Linked DNA regions of Mus musculus: region 2 is linked to region 1. The links are chromatin loops, found by intact Hi-C in ENCODE. Cell type or tissue: left cerebral cortex. All regions are shown on one strand. Each heading gives the region's core, and the rest is flanking DNA. Links, peaks and the distances in the headings are about the cores only. Region 1 holds the start of Dock1 (dedicator of cytokinesis 1). Region 2 has its middle 58 kb from the start of Dock1.

Region 1 (5,378 bases), core at 67-5,066:
GAATAAGTACTCATATCTATTGAGCCCATCTCCCCAGCCCTCTATGTTTATTTTAATTATTTCCCAGTCTCTTCTATTTCTGTAAACTGGAAGTTTGGTCCACAGTCACACTTATTCGTGACACTGTACTACAGTGCACATCTGATGTGAGGTTTGTACCTGCCCCTGGCTCAGTGGTCCAGCATCTAGGTGCCTCTGCAGCAATACTAACTCCCTCCCATTTCGGCTGTCAAACCAGCTCTGCTTAGGCCTCTGTCTGTGAATAGACTTCTCATTTCCTTATCCACTTTCATCTGCTTGCCTCCCAGAGTGGCCATGTCGATTTATGGGGCTTTTTGGTACCTCTACCAGAACATAACTTTGGTGTCTTTATCTCCTGGGTTTGCATAGTAAAGGCATTCAAATTAAAAGTACTTGTGTGTGGTAACACATGTCTAGAAGACTAGAACTTAGGCGATGGAGGCAGCGGGATCAGGAGTCCAAGGCCATCTTCTGTTGGCTGTATCTGAGGGTGAACTTGAGGGCAGCTGTGGCTACATGAATCTGTCTCTCACACATGAAATTAACCCAGAGTGGTACTCATACTTATAATCCCAGTGTTCGGGAGGCTGAGACAGGAGGATTTTGAGTTGTAAGTTGACCAAGGCTGCACAGTGAGAGACACTTAAAAAATTTTTTTTAAAAAATCAAGATTTTAAACTAATATTGTTGTGCTGATCCCTGATTCTGTCAGCCCCCTGTTTCAGTGGGAAGTTGCTAGTCTGTGCTCCTGCCAATGCGTCAGCTGGGCCATTGGGCTATGGGTTTCCAGGTGGACTACAGCCCTGGCTCCCTACCCTGTGGTTACATTAGCTGAGGATGAGATCCATCACTGATTTCAGGAGCTCCGGGCCTTGCAGCCAGTTGGCAGAGGTATGAGGCCTGGCAGAAGATCTGTGGCTATGAGTCAGGAGTTCAAAATGCCACTGCCACAATCCCAAGGCTCAGGGAACCAACGAATACTGAACCAGTGTGGTCACACAGGACAAGGAGATAGTGATATTTTGAGCCACAAGATGTGACTATGCCTGCCCGTGGGTGATGACCAATCTCTGAGCTTCAAGGAATATGGGCATATGGACAAGTCTCCAGCCACATTGTCTCCAACACATGGCCATGGCTCACCTGAAGTTTTAAAACTGACTTACAGGCCAGAGAAATGAGTGTAAGTCTGTAGTGAAATGAGACAAGTCTGCTTGCTGTCAAGACCTTGACCTCTAAATTGATATCTGGGATATAGGAGGAGAGAACTGATTGCAGCAAGTTGTCTTCTGACCTCCAAGGATGCAGATCCCTCCCTTCAATAATAAAATAAAAATGTAACATAAAGTTAAAACTCTGATTTGTAAGTCTATTTTAGCATAACATTCTTACAAGAAATCAAAACCAGATTAAGCCAGGATGTGTGTTGTATGTATATGTTTGTATAGGTGTGTGCTCCTGCACACATAGATATATGTGCACATGTGTGCATGTGCAGGTATAGGTTCACGTCAGTGCATTCTTCAATGGCTGGCTAGGTCTCTCATTACACCTGGATCTCATGAGTTGGGATAATCTGGCTAGCCAATGAGCTCCTGTCTCTGGCTCCCCATCTGGGGTTCCAGGTGTGTGCTGCCATGCTTGTGTGTTTTTTGTTTTTTGTTTTTTGAATTTGGGGGATCCAAACTTGCATATTGGGCATTTCACCCACTGACCCACTTCCCTAGCTTCCTGTACCAGTCATTTTTTATCAGAGTGAAAATGTGTACCCTGAGGTTACTGAACAATGAACACGGAGGAAGGGAGAGACAGGAGGCCGTCAGCTCTGGGTCTGCTGCTGATTTATATAGCTACACTCTCTGGAGAGCCTCAGGATGTCCCATGAGGTTGGTGCCAGCAGTCCTGGTTCACGTATGGGGCCGTCAGGACCCTGAGGTTTAGCACCAGGAGGATGAGGCAGAAGCAACAGCAGAGTGACTGCACAGCTGGCCACAGCAGGGCATGCTTTCAAGGACTGTTGGATCTCAGGCGCCTGGTTGTTCTCAACACAAGCCATCTGCTCTCATATGGAGCCTCAAAAACAGAACTGAAATGAGGCACAGAAGATAATATGTGTGCTCCTGAAATCCATCTTCCTGGTTTTCTTCATGGATTTCCAAAATCCCAGGAAGACCTAGAAAGCCCTTCTATCCAGGAGCATCTCCGTGGGTCACGTCTAAATAAGCCTTACTGGTTTCTTCCTTCCTTTAAAAACCAGCATTTCTTTCCACCCCAGGCCCCTTGCACATCCACTTAATTCCCCACTTCCCCTTACTCATTTCTGCTTATCCTTAAAGTCCAGGCTTAAGACAGTTTTCTCAGGGAAACTCTTTTGACCTAAAGTGGGCCAGGCACTTGACTCTGAGCACCCCACTTCTGGTTAGCACCTTTGGTTGCTTCTCTTTGGAGCAGGTGAGTTACTGGACCCCACCCTCAAGGCCTGAACCCTTGAGGTTTCGGATTTTAGTGAATGCTGGAGGCCACGTGGGAGGTGAGCCCTGGCAGCTTCCCTTTTGAGGGACTGAAGTTCCTTATCAGTGAAAGGAGCCTGTGACTTTCTATGAATCAGTGGCTGAATTGCTAGAAATCTTAGTTGTATATTATCTTGAACTGGGGAGGTTCTCTCTCACCTTCCCCATCCAGGAGCTCCTGGCTATTTAAGCTGCATTCTGGACGGGTTGATATAACTGCTCCAGGCTGGGGTGGCCCTGTCTACAGCAGGTAGGCACCTGACCTTTCCAATTCTAGTTGAGTTGGCCCCTCTCTGGCTCTGACATGCAATCTTACACAATGTAGCCTTCATTCTTTTAAACTTTCATTCCTTTAGTCCTTGAAGATTCCCAGGCTGGTGTCTTTGTCATTGTTTCTAGGATGCAAGAGAGGGCACACAGTAGAATATGCAATCTCATTTGCCCCTTCTAATAGCTTGCTGTGGACCCGAGGTCCCCTTGCACCCCTCCCCTTAGTTTTAACCTTTTCTTGGATTCTAATGAACGCTCAGGGTGTGTCTATGGGCAGGCCTTGAAGAAATCGGAAGTATTGCACTTGTGGGTGGCTGGCACTGGGTGAGTCTGAGACCAGCCTCCTTCAGATTAGAGTTGCTAGGAGCTGCTTGTTCTAAGCTGGAACTGGCTTCCTTTCTCTTCCCACTTCCTCTCTTTCCCCACTTCAGCAGGCCCAGTTCCTACTGAACGCCTCAAAGTTGCTGCAAACTAGGAGCCTCATTGTGCTGCTCCAGACCCTCAACACCCAAAGAGATCTGGGCTGTTAGAAACACCCAGGGGCTGCAAAGTCTTTTCCTAGGCTTCTCTTACCAGTGCTGACTGTACATCACCACTCCCATCAGCTACTAGGCACGCTCAATGCGCTCAGACCCTGGCAAAATGGGTGCCCACTTTGAATGAATGAATGAACTACGATGAACTCCTAGCTCTGCTCCAACGCTCTCCACCAGGTCAGAACTGGGGTTTCCGCACTTCACACCAGTGAGTACATGTGTGGTGTCTGACTATTTGTGTTAGATCCAGGCCTAGAGGGCTATAAGGATTTGTGGTGTGTGTGTTCGCGCGTGCACGCTTGTGTGTGAAAAGATAGCACTTTGTGAGGTGCAGGGTACAGTGTTCAGGATGGTGTGCGTGGTGTGTGTGTGTTGTGTGTGTGTGTGTGTGTGTATGTGTGTACCCTGTATGGTACAGAGTGCAGAGTGTTTGGGATGCTGGGTGCTCGGTGTTCAAAGTAGAGTGTGGGTAAAGAGTGCTGGATGCGGTGCAGAGTAGACAGTGCAGGGTGAGGACCATACAGTGCAGATTAGTAGGTGCGAGGTGCACGGTGTTTAGTGGAAAGTAGAGGATGTGAGTTGCACGGTTCCTGCAGCATGCAGGGCGTCCATGGGCTCCGGGAAGCAGCCTGGGTCCCTCGAGGGACCCGGCGGGCCGAGCCCCAGGGCACGCGCGCCTGGGCGGGCTACAGCCGGCCGCCGTCCCGCCTCTCGCCGGCGCTCCCGGCCTTTCCCATCCGGCCCGCGACGCTCCGCCCGCCCCGTCCCACATGACACCGCCTCCGCCGCAAACTTTTTCCTCCCCATCCTGTCGCGGCGGGGAAGGAATGGAAGATGGCGGCCTAGGCGCAGAGTTTCCTGCCCGAGCAGCGGCGGCAGCAGCGGCGGCTCCAGTGGGCTGCGGCCAGCGCCACCATGACGCGCTGGGTCCCCACCAAGCGAGAGGAGAAGTACGGCGTGGGTGAGCAGCGCGCCGCCCCGCGCCCGCCCCGCGCGCAACTTCCCCGCCGCGGCGCCCAGCCTGTTGCCGCGCGGTGCGGAGCCCGGCCCGCCCGGGGCTGGAGCCCGCGTGGGGAACCCGGGGACCCTCCGGGGTCCACCGTGCTCCTCATTCCCGCGCATTCGCTCTGTCGTAGTCCCGTGTGCTCCTGCGTGCGCGGGGCTCCCGGGGTCATTGTTTGTGTGCGTTTTGGCTTCTTCGGGAAACTTCTGTTTGGCATCCGGGACTCCGGGTGGACACTTTTCATTGTGCAGCGCTCGGATCTGTGAAGCCTCCTTTTCTCGCGTGAGGAGTGGCTGCGCCTCCCGGGTTGGGTCGGTGCCGCCTTTCCCGCCCTGGATGGTAGGGGACACTCAGGCGCTCCTGTGTCCCCGGGGCTCTGGAAACGGACCTCGAGGGCGGGGACCTGGTTTTGCCTTTGTCGCTTCCCTAGGGGGTAGAAGGAGTAGGGTTGCAAGCTTACTTTTGATCCAAGGAGTCCCGCTTTCCTCAATGGCCAGACAGTCCCAGAGCCCTGCAGACCTTGTCTCGCCCCCCAGCTAGCCCACATCAAAAGTCAGGTCTGTCTAGGCCTCAGGGCTCGCTGGCATTCCAGATTTGACCATTCCGTTTCCAGGCTCCTGCTCTCTTTTCCCTAAGGATCCTCTGACGCCCAGCCTCACCTGAGCAGAGACTCTGACTTGCAAGCAGGCATTTCTTGGGGATTTGCAAGCAAGCATTTAGGGGAGCTTGCTGCCTTCCACCCTAAGGGCTGCCTTGGGGCACTTTCTCAGCAGCTGTCTGTTCTAGGCATGCCTTCAGCACCGTCTTGCAGGCCTAGTTCATGTCCCAGCCCGCTGTCTTTGAAAGCTTCCCGGAGACTCCAGTCTACAAGGCCGTGTCCTTCCTTTGAACTCCAGTTACTTATTTCTGTAACAAGTAGGAGATGGTGGCCATGGGGGCAGGGCTGGAGAAGCCTAGGGCCCCTACCTCCACTCTAGGCCCACACCCAGGTTTGGAGGATTTTTCCCTGCGTTGTGAACACTGGAGCTGAGCTCCACC
Region 2 (5,378 bases), core at 202-5,201, 57 kb before region 1:
TCTCCGTTTTCTCTCTCTCTCTCTCTCTCTCTCTCTCTCTCTCTCTCTCTCTCTCTCTCTCAGTGGTGGTAATGACACCACTACTTCCATATTGCCCCTTGCCCCATTTAATATCCCCATCCTACTTGAAATTAATCCACCAAGTTTCCCGTGATAAGGCAGGCTCTTCCCCAGGTCTGTGAGGCATCAAATGTGTTTCCACTCATCCCCCCTCCCCCACCCCAGGCTCTGCTTCCACGATCTTTCTTGTTCCCTACAGATGTGCTCTATCTCTGTCTTTCCCTTCTGGAGTCTCCTTTCCCAGCCTAAGAGTGCTTGGTCTTTTCCTCCTCCCCTCCATGATCTGTTCACTCTCCTCATCTTTCCAGTTCCTGAGTCGTATCATGGAGAGCCTCTCTGACCCTTAGTAGAATGGGGCATTATGGACCTGACACAACGACTGTTGTTGCCCATCAGTGTCTGTCTGCCATGGATAGCAATTGGTTTGTGGTGAGCTGTGATGCTTAAGCTGGACAGACTCCAGAATCATTGTGGAAACAAACCTCTGTGTGTATGTCTGTGAGGGAATTTCTAGATCGAGTTAGCTAGGCAAACCCACCCTGGAAGTGTGTGATCCCATCCCATAGGCTAGAGTCCCACACTGAAAGAAGGGGAGCTGAGCACAGGCATCTTTCTGTCTGCATCCTGGCTGTGGATGCAGAAGCCCTAAGGAGAAAAGAAACTGTTAAGTGGGCACAGTGCAGATTCCTACTAGGTTCTGGGCAATGCTGCCAGAATGAACAGGTTAAAGAGACCAGGCAAAGGTCACCCAGCAAGCAGACTCCTGACTGAATCAGCACTTACACATGGAATGAGTGGCCGTCTCAGAGCAACATGACCTCTGCCTGGAGTCAGTTCAGTCACTGGCTCAGCACAGTGCAGGTATTTCTTCCCAAGTAGACACGGCCATCACCACTGTGAAATAAAGCAGCCTGGTGACCACATGAGGCCCTTCCAACCCTGAGCATATGAACATTCTCTGTAGGGGGGGTGGGGGAGGGAATCACAAGACCCCTCCCCTTCCCAAGATCCTACTAAATAATGTTTAAGATAAGATCCTACTAATAATATTTAGCAAACATAACAGTACTAAGACTTCCTCCGAGTCACCCAAGCTTCTGAAGACTCCCTACTGAACACATTCGTTCTCCAATATGTACTTGAATGAATTCTTTAGTTAGTCTGTTGATGCCACATTTATCTGGAATAAATAGACACTTTCCTTTTTTCTTCTTCTTTTTCTTTTCTTTATCTCTTCCCTCCTTTTTTTTTAACATCTGATTAGGGTAAGTCAGGCAACACTCAGCTTTAGAGAAAGTGCTGAGTGGGACAGACCCACATTGTGCCCTTGTGCCTCTCAGTTTGCTTCAGCGCAGGCCCAGCATCCTTCCCTGCCTTCCTCGAACCTTTTTGATGCTATAGGCACATTCCTGGCAGGGGTGCTGTCAATCCTACCCACATGCTCTCTTGGGTGTTCTGAAATGACCAGCCATGGAATGATATAGTACATTCAGGTTCCCCGTGGTTTGGGATTTGGGGACCACGTTTCTCGAAAGAGAGTCATTTTTCCTTCATTTTCAGACAGCTCGCAACAATCTTTCACTTCAGCTACAAAATATCGATGGCTCAGCATTTCAATGTTGTGGGTTCAGTGTGAGCAAAAGTAATCGACTTGAGAGGCTCTGGGTTTCTCCGCATCCCCTCCCCTAGATCCCTGTCTCCACGCTACCACATGCTCCAGGTCTGACACTTCTGGGACAACTCTTTGTACCAAACTCAGCCAGCCTGACTCGCTGGGAGCCCGGGGGGAAAGCACCAGCTCCCACACCAAATATCACCAAAGAAATTTAAGCAGAAAATACCGACAAGGCTTTGTTTCCACGCAAAACTCAGCCCCGGGGGAAATTACACTTCGATGATTTATGGAATGTGGGTCTTTAGCCGTATTACACTCTGCGATGCCGACAAAGACAACAGTAATGTATAATTGATTCCACTTGGATCTCAGTGAGTCAATAAAGAACTTTGTTTATACATAATTTTGTTGGGCAAATCTCCCAGATGGTGCTGAAATGTTGCATTTTTAAGATGCTGAGCTTGGTCCAGGAGGATTATAAATTATAAAGATAATGTGTCTTTTGTATCGTTACAGCCATCTGATTGTAATCACAATTATAGTCACTGTGAAATCTAACTACATTCTATTGCAACATGACTCCAGACATTTTTAAAGCTTCATTTATTTAAGAGCCAAAAGTCAAAATAAGGGCTCCGGTAATCCCAACACTATACCTGCCATGCAAGGGCTGCTCTGCAAATTAGAACCTATTACACAAATAGAAATTTAATATTCTCATAACAGGATGAGACAGGACAAATACAGACTCTTCAATGGGATGTGGGTTAACTTCTGGCGCTACAGCAGATGGATTTGCCCAGGCTCCCGGGAAACTAACACCTTTTATCTCCACAATAATTTTCTACTATGCAAAACAGATAATTGATGCTTCTCTCAAAGAGGCAACCGTGTCTCTTTTATTGTCACATCGATAGATGATCACAAGGTTGAGAGAGCAGACCTAGAATGACATCGCTGAGAAAAACGTCTTTGGGGTATTGGTGGGTGACCGCCAGGACCAGGCTGGCATGCTAGTGTGTCCAAAACTGGCCTAAAGCATAGCCCATGTGACTCGCTCCCAGGGGAGGAACAGGTCCTGCATACTAAGACACTATAAACAGAGGAAGCAAACAGTCATTTCCAAAATGAGCCCCGAATGGAAAATTCCCTGAGCCTGGGTTCCAGATTGCAGGGATTGGCTTGCAATGAAGCTGTTTATCCCAAGGGTGTCTACCCACCTTACAGGCTCTGGGTGAGAAGGCTCAGGGATTTAGATATGAAAAGATGGTTAATGATTCTCTCAAGGAATGGCAGGAAGCCCAGGTGCCTCTGAACAGACCAGGAGGAGGCTGGAGCTGGGAAAGGGGGCACAAGAATAAGCAGACACAGTTTCTCAGACTTGACCTTGTATCCCTATGGCCTGCAGGGTGGCTGGGCTCAGGGGCTGTAGGGCTATACCTGCAGGAGTCTGATGCCTGGTTGGTGACCCGACCTAAGCATTTGTATTATTCGTTTCTAAGTCCCAGAGCTGCTGGCCTAGAAACCACACTTCAGGATGCAGCTTCAAGAAAAAGCATCAGTGTTCCATGTGTGGTCCTTAGACCAAGAGCCTCAGCAACCCCCCTCCCCACCCCTACCCCCAGGTAATCCTTGGAATTGTACAATCTCAGAACCACTAGAGACCGATAGATTCAGAATCCACTGGGAAGCAGACTCTCTGAGTGGCTGGTGTGCACATTAAAGTTTGAGAAGCACCGCTGGATATGATGTAAGGTCCTTCCAGACCCTGGATTTAGCTAATTTCATGGTCAGGTAGTTCCTGATGTGCAGGCGCAACCATATGCTTTGAAATTGGAATGTGGGGAGAAGCTAACCTCAAGTTACTCGCTCCCAGTCCACCCTAAACTAAAATAAATGTCACACGTGGTAGCACAAGTGCCAGCAACGTTAGCACTGAGCCAGCTGCATCAGAAACCACGACCTTCATTCGACTTTGAAGCGCACTTGAGATTGTGTCTATAAGGAAGGCAGCCACCATCTTAACTTCTTGATCTCTCTCCATCTTGATACACATCAAGACCTTAGACATTCATAGGCCTCACGAACATTTATGTTGTCCAAGGAGCTGCTGGCCAAGGACACATAGTGACACACTGCTTCTGCCTGTGGGATGAAATGTTCACAGTCCAGCTCAGGCCTACCTTCATATCAACTCCCTTGCTCCATTGTCTGTGGAACACAGCGCAACATCCATCCCCAGGTTCCTTCCAGAAAGGCCTCTGGCACAACTAGGAACCCAGATATTGCAGATCTCAGGTGTCTAGAGTAAGCTTTTTCTAAAGAGGGCCAAGTGATTAAAAATCAGCCTTGGCAAGTCACAGGTGTATATCTGTTTATCAGCCAATGTGGCTTGAAAATATTTGACAAGATTTAAAGGAAGGACTTTATGGTTCCTACCTTTGAGTCTCATAATCAGTGCACATCATGAATTTTTTTTCAACTTTACACAATATAGTAATTATTTTTTATCTTTCAGGCAATATAGATTTGGCCTGTCCAGAGGCCAAGGGCAAGTCTGAGTAAGGCCTAGCACATCTTCTGTTTAAATGGCGTTATAAGCATTGTCCTCTCCCGGGTAAACCTTACTAGACCACAGTCAAGGTCAAATGAGAGGGTACTTCTAAGATGTATACCAAATAAGCAATAAGTAGAGACAAACTCTGGAATAAACCAATAGAAACAAACACCGAAAGTTCCCCCATTGAGAACAGAGATTGCCTATGGATGAGCAGCAGTGAGATTGGGGGGCTCCTTGAAGGAGTGTCGGGCAAGGAGGTTATGTGGTGCCTTCATGATGGTTAACAGAAAGCCTCCAAGATGGGAAAACCAATACTGAACAATGTCAGAAGGTGTGAGAAACCAAAGAGTGGCTGTTTTGGCCAGAGCGAGGTCCACCTCAACCCTGACCTAGAAGTGTTGAAGACAAGAAGTCCCGAGAATACCTGAATGAGGGTTGGGATCTCTCATAGGCCTTACTTGGTAGGAGAATCTTGGTTCTGCATCCAGAAATGTTACCTGTGAGCTGCATATGTCTTTATCTGTAGACTATGATTTGTGGTTACTGTTTGGAAAGAGATGAGAACACATGATAGTCTCTAAATCCATGGTACAAAAGAGCAGAGACTAGAGATAAAGAGGGCATGGTGAGACCAGTAAAGCCAAGGCTGGTCCCAGTGAGATATGTTCAGGACACCATTACCAGTAATCTTCAAGGACAAAAATGATGACACTGATGGGACAGTGCTTTTTCTGTGACATGGACTCCCCCAGCCACTTCTAGGCCTTAGGTGAGTCCCAGAAGGGCACAGTACAATCTTGAAGGCAGGTGACATGGAGTCATCAGATAGGGATGTCATGAGCAAGCATTACTTGGCAAGGGCAGATGTTCAGACCCCAAGTAGTCATAACTATGGAACACCCAAGAGGGCCTAATAGCTGTGACATTCCTGTGTCATTGTGACATTGGCAGGCAGAGCCTATGCAGAGAGCAAGTCCACTACTCTGTTTCTGTGGTCTATAGCAGCAACATCAAGGGCTGTTTGAATATTGATAGCAGGTCTTGAGTCCATTCACCCTGAAAGGGCCGTCACTGGTTCACTGCCAATTAACTGAGCCCAGGCCAATTCTTATGGAGGGAGACAGATCACATAAACACCACAGA

What was found. Peaks named below come from ENCODE experiments on the same cell type or tissue, not always from the same donor. Only the 100,000 strongest peaks of a DNase experiment are listed, where the experiment ranks them.
Region 2: a loop joins it to region 1, with 2.1 times the contacts of the local background. A loop is called at or near these places in 3 of 42 quality-filtered maps.

What each region holds. Positions count from the first base shown.
Region 1 is chr7:134,666,547-134,671,924 of GRCm38, forward strand. Dock1 (dedicator of cytokinesis 1) reads left to right here and starts at 4,141. Exons shown (of 52, transcript NM_001033420.2): 1 at 4,141-4,298. The coding sequence starts at 4,253. In left cerebral cortex, for the core only: no CTCF peak of the experiment used is centred there; DNase peaks (open chromatin) are centred at 3,165, 4,171 and 4,553; H3K4me3 peaks cover 1,302 bases; H3K27ac peaks cover 1,162 bases.
Region 2 is chr7:134,609,539-134,614,916 of GRCm38, forward strand. No RefSeq gene overlaps it. Among named protein-coding and RNA genes, the nearest start is that of Dock1, 58 kb to the right of the region's middle. In left cerebral cortex, for the core only: no CTCF peak of the experiment used is centred there; a DNase peak (open chromatin) is centred at 2,782; H3K27ac peaks cover 978 bases.